2 separate regions of the Homo sapiens genome follow, and region 1 is linked to region 2. A link is an interaction called in ENCODE POLR2A ChIA-PET data of the cell type or tissue named here. Cell type or tissue: GM12878. All regions are shown on one strand.

Region 1 (5,000 bases), 200 kb before region 2:
TTCAGATGTGAGCCACCGTGCCCGGCCCTGCTCTGAGAGTTTTAAAGATAATCTATATAAAGTGTGTAGCTCAGTCATTAGAGTAAATGTTCACTAAGTGTTAGCTGGGATCGTTGTTATTATAAAAGGAGTTGGGCTGGTCCTCTCACCACACCTTTGCACATGCTTTGCCCTTGCCTGGAAAGCCCTTTTTTCCTTTGTCTGTCTTGCTCCTTTCTTCTCAAGATGAGGCTGGAAAACTGCTTTCTCTGTGAAGTCTCCTCCATTCTCCTTGGACCCCAGACCATGTGAGGCTCCACACCCTTGATGAAATTCAAATCCTGAGCACACCCATCCCTACACTCCCTTTTGGTCCTATATTAAAATAACTTATATTCATACTTACTTTCCTCTCTTTTCTCAGAATTCCACCAACAGCAGGAAGCATACTTTAGTTCCCCTTCCTATATCCTTTTCCCCTGCCCCATCTGTCAGGGAGTGGACACCCAAATAACATATGTGGAATGAATAAACCTGTGATTTTAACCCCAGCAGACCCAGCCCTGCTCAATGTCACAAATCTTTTAAAACATTCCTTTCACCCAACCAGAAATGAAATCCAGCCTTATTCTATCCTACTTAAACACCCACAACTCTAAAAAAGATCAATAGACTGCTAAAATAGTATGAAGAAGAAATATATGACAGCAATTTATAAACAGATAATATGTTTTATTATTTAAATGATGATGCCTGTAATCCCAGCACTTTGGGAGGCTGAGGCAGGTGGATCACTTGAGGTCAGGAGTTCCAGACCAGCCTGGCCAACATGGTGAAACGCTGTCTCTACTAAAAATACAAAAATTAGCCAGGCATGGTGACGTGCACCTGTAATTCCAGCTACTTGGGAGGCTGAGGCAGGAGAATCACTTGAACCCGGGAGGCAGAGGTTGCAGTGAGCCGAGATCATGCTACTGCGCTCCAGCCTGGACGACAGATCGAGACCCTGTCTCCAAAATAAACGAATGACTGACTGACTGACCGAATGAATGATGGGTGCAACAACATTAGCACTTCTCAATTTTTTTTTTTTTTTTTTGAGACAGATTCTCACTGTGACGCCTAGGCTGGAGTGCAGTGGCATGATCTTGGCTCACTGCAACCTCTGCCTCCCGGGTTCAAGCGATCCTTCTGCCTCAGCCTCCCGAGTAGGTGGGATTACAGGCACCCACCACTACAACTGGCTAATTTTGATATTTTCAGTAGAGACAGGGTTTCATCATGTTAGCCAGGCTGGCCTCGAACTCCTGAACTCCAGTGATCTGCCCACCTCGGACTTCCAAAGTGCTGGGATTACAGGCATGAGCCACCATGCCTGGCGTACTTCTCAATTTTTGATGTGCAGACGAATTGCTTGGGGATGCTGTTAATGTGCAGACCCTGATTCCTGTGGTCCAGGCTGGGGCCTGAGATTCTGCACATCTAACACGTTCCCAGGTGATGCAGATGTTGCTGGCCAGTGGTCCACACTTGGTTGCAAGGGGCTGGAGGATACATGAAGAGGTCAGCTACTGCGTATTGAGTCAGTGAGAATTCAGTAGTTACAAATGCAGGCGGGGAATGGATGTGTGTGTTGGTGACTCACAGCCACAGCTTGTGTGGCCTTTGATGATGTAATTTTCTGAAACTGTGGTCAAACTAAGTGATATAAAATCTCTTCTTGAGTGAAACAGTAGTTACTTTCCTAGAAAATTCAGCTATGTTAAAACCATTCATAATAATGTTGTATCATATGTAAATCTAAGTTAGGCTCCTGGCCTGGATAATTATAAATGAGTTGTTTACGCACAGGACATCTGGGGACGTTCAGAAGATGTGCAGGATGCAGGACAGCTCTTCATTGTCCAGCCACGAGTGTTCCCCTGTCCTGCTGGGTTTCTGATGTTCTCCCACCCACTCATTGCCAACAGCATCCCCCAATCATTGTGATAACTGGAAATGCCACCACACGCTTCCAGAACACCTCATTAGGGACAATGCCACCTCCATCAAACACTCTGGAATACAAGGATCTTTTGGGGTTCTGAGATCTCCGAGGCAAAGCTCAGGAGGTAGAAGGCCTCCCGGAAGAGCCTGTGTCATTGGTGGGAAGCAGTGTCACCGCGTGCAGACATGCCAGAGGGCTAAGGGGACACTGGCCGGGCCGGACAGAGCAGATGCCCCTTCTGGAGACCATGGGACCGCTACTTAGCCTCAAGACAACTGTCATGCGTAGAAATCTAAGCTCAGTGTTGTCAGGTCCCTGATGTTTCCAGAAGGGGCAGAAATCCAAAGTTTTAGATGAAATCTCTAGATTTTGAAATGTGGGCCGAGATTAAGTTAAACAAATGAAAACAGTCTACAGAGTGAACCAGACACCTGTGTGCCTGAAGGAGCCATTGGTCCCGGTTGTGGCTTCTGGCTTAAATTAAGAGACATGGCCGGGCGCAGTGGCTCAAAGCCTGTAATCTTAGCACTTTGGGAGGCCAAGGGAGGCAGATCACTTGAGGTCAGGAGTTCGAGACCAGCCTGGCCAACATGGTGAAACCGCGTCTCTACTAAAAGTACAAAAAATTAGCCGGGCATGGTGATGCGCATCTGTAATCCCAGCTACTTGGGAGGCTGAGGTGGGAGGATTTTGTTGAACCTTGGAGGCCGAGGTTGCAGTGAGCCAAGATCGTGCCACTGCACTCCAGCCTGGGTGACAAAGCGAGACTCTGTCTCAAAAAAAAAAAAAAAAAAAAAAAAAACCAACAACAAAAAATAAATTAAAAGACATGCCATCAACTCAAAGACTATCCACTGCCCAAATGAATGTGTCCCTCCTCTTCTGTGTCATCCTTCCCTAGCGGGAACCCTAACTTCTCCCGCTTTCCTCATGCAGCTGCCATTTCTCCCTGGTCACCCCAGCCAGCCTCCTCCCTCTGTCCCCTCTGGAATACCCTTCCTTGGTTAACTCTGGCCCTTTCTCCAGCCAGCTCTCTTCATACCAGCCTCTCTCCTATTCTGACTGCTCTGGCTGGATGCCAGGGTCTGTTTCTGTTGGAAAATGAGGGAAAGAAAGGCTGTTTCTGAATGGGAACAGGATTTGAGCAGCTGAGATCGGCCAGTATGGGCCCTTGAGCCCTGGTTCCCAGCAGGGGTCGGGGGTGGGAAGGTGATTTTGCCCCACTCCTACTCCAGGAGACATTTGACAATGGTCTGGAGACATTTTTGGTTGTAACAAGGGCACATGACTGGGGTCTAGTGGGTAAAGCTCACAGATGCTGCTAGATACCCTGCAATGTACAAGATAGCCCCTAAAACAAAGAGTTATCCAGCCCCAAATGTCAACAGCGCTGTCCTTGAGAAACCCTGCCTGAGAGGTACGCAGAAGGCTTTATTATTAAAGCAAGACTGGGTTGTTCACATTCTCTCTGTGCCTATCTGTGTGTGTGTCTCCCTCTCTGTCTCTCTCTCTGTGTCTCTTGCTCTGTGTCTCTCTCTGTATCTTTCTCTCTGTATCTTTCTCTCTGTGTCTCTCTCTTTGTCTCTCTGTGTCTCTCTCTCTCTGTGTCTTTCTCTGTGTGTCTCTCTCTCTGTGTCTCTACCACACCCCCTTTCTCTCTGGATCTTTGGGTATTGTGGCCATAACTGTGGAATAACGCAATGGAATGCTGCAATTAATTAGAGGCAAACTGTGTTCAAATAGTAACGAAGAAGAGGCCAGCCTTCGGGACACTTAAAAACAAACAAACAAACAAACAAACAAAAAACAGTTAGGAGGCCTCTCTCCATAGAAAAGCTCTTCTGTGTGTGAGGCATTTTGTTCCAAAACAGACATGGTTGTTGTCATTTCTGGAAGGCTCTGCTCTCTCTCCCTCTGTCCTTGGGTCTGACTTTGCAACCTCATGTTGTCTCTGGAGTCTGACTCCTGTGCGTCACTTCTGACCCTGCCTCTTACCCACCGAGTGACCTTGGGCAAGCCTGGCTCAGCCTCACTGGCCCCATTTGAAGGGGCATTCATTTTTTCTGCGGAGAGCCAGATGTTGGCTTTTCTGGGCATGTAGTCTCTGTCATAGCTACACAACTCTGCCGTCCTAGCACAAAAGCACCACCTTCAGTGTGTGCACGAATGGGCATGGCTGTGTCCTGGAAGAACTTTATTGACAAAAGCAGGTGGTAGGGTGTTTTGCTGACCCCTGACCTACTTTTTGAGATAATTTTGAGGAATGAATAGCGATGCCAAGCCACGGGCTTAGCTCCGTGCCTGGTAGGTAATCAGCACATAGTAAACAATAGCTGATGTTTGTTTCTTCTTCTCGTTCCATTTTCTCTTGCATTTCCTTCCTTTTCGTCTTTTTCTCCTCTGCCATTATTTCGCCCTCTGCTGTGTATCTCTGTACCACACAGCTGTCTCTTATGCTGATAGGGAAAGAGCCAGGAGATGCCAGTTCAGATCTTTCCCTGCCACCTGCCTGCAGTCCCTTGGGTGCTCTGAGCGCTGTGACTGTCACTGTCATGTCCCCCTGGTGGGGTTGGGAAGAGGGGAGTGGGTTAAGTCAGGGGCTGGGCTCTGAGCACGCTTTGCTGGGCTCTTTGGTTTTTACCCCAAGGACTTAGCCTTGTAGGCTTGAGGTCCAGGCTAGGTGGCCTTGGGCTGCGTCAAACATAAACAAAGCCAGACCCTATGAAAGGGGTAAGGGCACATTTAATCAGTAATGCCTGTTGCAATAGGAAAAGCATCCAGCATGGAACTGAACTCAACTTGGATTTGTTCAGAGGTGACTGGGTGTTTTAAAGAGAGAAGGAAGCAGAGTGCGGTGGCCCACGCCTGTAATCCCAGCACTTTGGGAGGCCAAGGCAGGTGGATCACGAGGTCAGGAGTTCGAGACCAGCCTGACCAACATGGTGAAATCCCATCTCTACTAAAAATACAAAAAAAATTAGCTGGGCATTGTGGCACACGCCTGTAATTCCAGCTACTCAGGAGGCTGAGGCAG
Region 2 (5,000 bases):
GAAAGTTCACCTGCAATTGAGGGCAAAAGTTCACAGCTCACACTTCACCTCCTCTCAGCTCTGTTCACCCAGCCTAGACTCTAAGAAGAATGCCATGCCTTTCTCCCTGCGCCTCCCGAGGCACCCAGCATTTCCAGGAGTCCCACGCCAGGTGTTTCATGCTTTCACAAGGCTCTCTTCCTTTAAAACCTGTTGCCACAGGAATAGAGCTTCCGTACTCACAGTACTGGCAAAAGACCGGCAGAAAGAATAAAGAGGGGAGAAATCCACCCTCCTGTATTCTCGCTGGGAAATTACCCTTAGCCTTTGATATATTAAAATTGAAGAGCTGTAAATGCCGGTTGCCATGGCGACGTTTTGCATGCCATCCTGCGATTGGTGGCGTAAGTTCACTTTCCTTGGGGTGTTGCAGCCTAATTAGCTGTTATTTTTGTCAGTGTGGAGGAACAGCCCACACTTGCGGTTTTTGGCGGTGATTGCAGCCCCTGCAGACTCAGTTAATTTTCACAGACTACAAAGAGAGAAATGACTGGGCCCCAGTCAAATTTATAGTCTCGGAAAAGTTGCCAATGTTTAACTAAGAGTCAGAGAAAATGTTAGAGTACTCCTCAACTACTCTGGCAATTTCGGGGTCTCTAGCAATCGCAAAACTTATTGGGGTTGGATTGGGGATAAAATAAGCAGTAGGGCCCGGCACAGTGGCTCACGCCTGTAATCCCAGCATTTTGGGAGGCTGAGGTGGGCGGATCACAAGGTCAGGAGTTCGAGATCAGCCTGACCAACATGATGAAACCCTGTCTCTACTAAAAATACAAAGATTAGCCAGGCATGGTGGTGAGCGCCTGTAGTCCCAGCTATTCAGGAGGCTGAGGCAAGAGAATCACTTGAACCCGGGAGGCGGAGGCTGCAGTGAGCTGAGATCACACCACTGCGCTCCAGCCTGGGCAATAGAATGAGACTCTGTACCAAAACAAATAAATAAAATAAAATAAGCAGTAGTTAACCCAACCCCAGACTCAGTCCTTTGTTCCTGGTTCCAGCTACCTCTGCCTCTCCCGCCAGACATGCGAGCACTTGTGAGTCTGTCCTCGCTGGAATGTTTAGCGTTGCACCGCCATCTCCTAGATGTGGGTACTACACACTAACAGTATTCAAGCAAGGCTAGCAGGGACATGTGAACGCCATTTATTTGATCCACTTCTCTATCTCCACACCCAAAGATGACATAATTATGCCAGCCCACTTGGTAGATCCAGCCAATTCCCTAAAGACCTCCAGGAAAGGAATTCCATGTTGCCACAAGCCTGAAAACCAGAAAGCTGTCTTGCTGCAATTCAAACCAATTTGTTTGCAATTTTGATTATTAAATGGTCTGAAGTTAACTTTGTATTATAATATGAATTGTTCAACTCAAATTCTTTCTCAATTTTTTTTTAAACTATCTACCATGTGTTTTTGAGAACTGAAGGATTCCTTCTCTCTAGGAAAGAGAGAAGCAGATTTTGCTTTGCTAATAATTTGGGTTTCATTTTTATGACTAAGCTAAGCCCTTCCTGAGGGACTGGTAGTGGGGAGAAATTGACGTGTGTGTGTGCGTGTGTGTGTGTTGAGGGCTCAAGAACATAAAGGATATGGAAGAAACTTGAGGTTAATTTAAAAAGAGGGGAAAAGTAGAAAAAACACTGGATAAAGGCCCTAGATGCCTTGAACCTAATCCCAAAAAGCTGTCTTCAGAGGTATAATGGGCACTGTAAAATCCCTCTTTATCACTCTGCTTCTCTGTGTACCCTTCTTTTGTTTGAAGCGTTTACCCACGTTGTGGCAGAAGCTTAAAACTTTCTTTCCTAGAAGCTTTTGCAGAGAGGGCAGAGGCGTGTGGCCTAGGGTCCACCATTCAGTCATATCTGTGTGAGACTTTTCCTCTAGTTCCCACACAGAATCTATCCCAGAGAGAGGAGCAGTAGGAATGTCCAGCTTCCAGAGATAACAAAGGCAGAGATCCCTGCAATAGCATCCCATACCCAGTGCTGGTTCCCAGAATGCAGTTCCTGGCCCAAGATATCAGTAGTGGGAATTCCACCAGCACAGGGCTTCAGCGATGTCCCTGAATCCACGGCCTCTAAGCCAGGTTTCTCTGGAGATTCTCTGAGTGTCTGCAACAAATATCCTTTAGTAAGAATCTATATGTGTGTGTGTGTGTGTGTGTGTACAAGCATACATGTGTGTGTGTATGAGAGAGAATAGAGAGATTACCAGTGGTTATGGTTTTAAGTAGATGAAACCAGCCCAAGGAGTTCCCTAGAAAGAGAATACACATCAGTTCCCTCATGACCCAGGGTTCCAGCTCTTATCCAAGAGACCACGTTTGGGATTATTTTTGACTTCATAACCAACCAAGTGTTATTCTGCCACCATGACTCAAACTAACAGTTAAACTGAATTTGATGAAGGCTTGCTTCTTGGGGATAAGGATTTTCTGGCATTCCTGGAACTTGAGTTTAGCCTTGAGTTGGGTTCAATTATATGCTCCTTGTCCCAGACTTGATGACTTGACTGATTGGACCCAAGGCTCTCCCAGCACCCTGCATGTCTGTCTGTGTCTATCAGCTCTTGCATAAGGCAGATTCTGTTGATGTGTATGGTGCAAGAGGGATGGAATAATGCACTTGATGGGAATGCCCCGCCATCATACTTTGCCCATTGTGAGTAACTTGAGCGTAGACAACTTTCAGCTTCAGAGGAGAGCTGCTCATGTGTGTCAGCCACACACAGGCACAGAGACAGAACACACCCTTCTGCTGTCTTCCAACTGAGATCTAAGATGCAGCAGATGACTTGGCAGAAATGGAACTTGGGTCTTCTTTTTTCTTTTTTTTTTTTTTTTTTTTGAGATGGAGTTTCGCTCTTGTTGCCCTGGCTGGAGTACAATGGCACAATCTCGCTCACTGCAACCTCTGCCTCCCAGGTTCAAGCGATTCTCTTGCCTCAGCCTCTTGAGTAGCTGGGGTTACAGGTGCCCACCACCACTATGCCCAGCTAATTTTTGTATTTTTAGTACAGATGGGGTTTCACCATGTTGGCCAGGCTGGTCTCGAACTCCTGAGCTCAGGTGATCCACCTGCCTCAACCTCGCGAAGTGCTGGGATTACAGGCATGAGCCACCGTACCCGGCCTGGGACTTGGGTCTTCTTAAAGCATCAGTAACACTGGACAAGGTCATAGCCGATAGTGGTAATAGGCTCTGTGGTAGCCCAAAGGGAAGCTGTAAGCAACTCATTTCCTCATTAAACTAGCAAGTGATTACTGTTGCTGCCAGCTAAGAACACTAACTGATGCAGAAGGGCTTAGCTGCCTATTTTTGTAAATAAAGTTTTATTGAAACACATGCTCATTCATTTGCATTGTGTGTATAGCTGCTTTTGCATGACAACGAAAGAGTAGTTGCTCCAGGAGCCTAAAATATTCACTTTCAGGCTCTGTATTAGTCCATTTTGCATTGCTATAAAGGAATACCTGAGGCTGGGCAATTTATAAAGAAAAGAGGTGTATTCAGCTCATGGTTCTGCAGGCTGTACAAGAAGCCTGGCACCAGCCTCTGCTTCTGGTGAGGCCTCAGGAAGCTTTTACCATGCAGGAAGGCAAAGAGGGAACAGGCAAGTCATACGGTGAGACAGAGAGCAAGAGAGGGAGAGGAGGGGTGCCATGCTCTTTTTAACAATCAGATCTTTCATGAACTAATAGAGTTAGAACTCACTCAATGCAGGGACTACACCACGCCATTCATGAGGGACCCCTATGACCAAAACACCTCCCACTAGGTCCCACCTACAACACTGGGGATCGCATTTCAAAACGAGGAGACAAATATCCAAACTACAACAGGCTCTTTACAGAGAAAGTTTGTTGACCCCTGGTCTAGGGCATTGCCACTCAAAGTGTGGTCCCAAGCATAGCAACGGCAGCATGTAGAAGCTTATCAGAAGCGCAATGGGTCACACTCCATCCCAGATGTACTGAATCAGAATCTCTTTGGGGAGTAGGGGGTGAGAAGTGTGTGCATTAACAAGCTCTCTAGGTGATACATAAGCACACTCATGTTTGAGAAGCCCTGGGTTAGAAAGTGTGTCCTTCATACTGTATGGGAATCTGTCAACTTAGAGAAAACATGATGTTTCTAGGTTTTGCCTGAAACTACCCAAAACAAATCTAGTTCTTGCTTCCCTGATGGTCCCCAAGGGACCTGAAGGTGCTTCTTTTTCTTGGAGAGTCTTTACATTCTCCCTGATAAATAGACTCCCACAAAGGTTCTCCATCCATCCCTCCATCACTTTAATCTGGTTTCCTAAGATAGATACTTCAGTTTATCAGTGTTCCTCTCACTGGTGTTGCCTGAACTCTAAACCATAAAATACTTTTGCGGGACCACCGTTACGGCACTGTCTGGTGGTAAGTAAGTAGCAGAGTGCTTAACTACTGGGACCTCGGAATCAGACCGGTGGATTTATACCCTGGCCTTGCCCTATTAGAGGTATGTGACCTTGGCCAAGTTACTTAATCTCTTCCAGCCTATAAAAGGAGCATAATAATAACATCCCCGTTCATGGGACCATTATGAGAGTTAAATGAGATAATGCACAAGCATCTAGCTCTTGATAAATGTTCAAAGAGTGTTATTATTATTAACCAGTGGCCCATCACAAACATTGAGCCTGTTTAGTTACAGCTTTGTGGCAGCCAAAAAGGATGCAGTAAATGGTAGGCTGCCTTTGTACACAAGCCTTGTCTATGGTCATACCATCATGAAGGAAACCATCAGTTCTCTGTGTGCCCAGAAGGCTGTTTCCTTTCTATGACTTAAGTTTTCACTCATAATTACCTTTCCCTGGTTGTCATTCAGCATTTCAGTTCCATTTGACAGCTCAACAATTATTAAGTGCCTACTGTGTGTCAGGCACCACACCAAGCACCAGGTGGAGGTAACCAGAGGACTTTATTCTTGA

Evidence for each region. Peaks named below come from ENCODE experiments on the same cell type or tissue, not always from the same donor. Only the 100,000 strongest peaks of a DNase experiment are listed, where the experiment ranks them.
Region 1: POLR2A ChIA-PET joins it to region 2 with 8 read pairs; 2 of 35 experiments call an interaction of 5 or more read pairs at or near these places.

The regions. Positions count from the first base shown.
Region 1 is chr16:17,269,922-17,274,921 of GRCh38, reverse strand. The region is part of intron 2 of XYLT1 (xylosyltransferase 1); the gene reads left to right. Among named protein-coding and RNA genes, the nearest start is that of XYLT1, 200 kb to the left of the region's middle. In GM12878, no CTCF peak of the experiment used is centred here; no DNase peak of the experiment used is centred here.
Region 2 is chr16:17,066,430-17,071,429 of GRCh38, reverse strand. No RefSeq gene overlaps it. Among named protein-coding and RNA genes, the nearest start is that of XYLT1, 400 kb to the left of the region's middle. RefSeq lists an enhancer at 25-344. In GM12878, no CTCF peak of the experiment used is centred here; DNase peaks (open chromatin) are centred at 379 and 2,719; H3K4me3 peaks cover 1,264 bases; H3K27ac peaks cover 3,867 bases.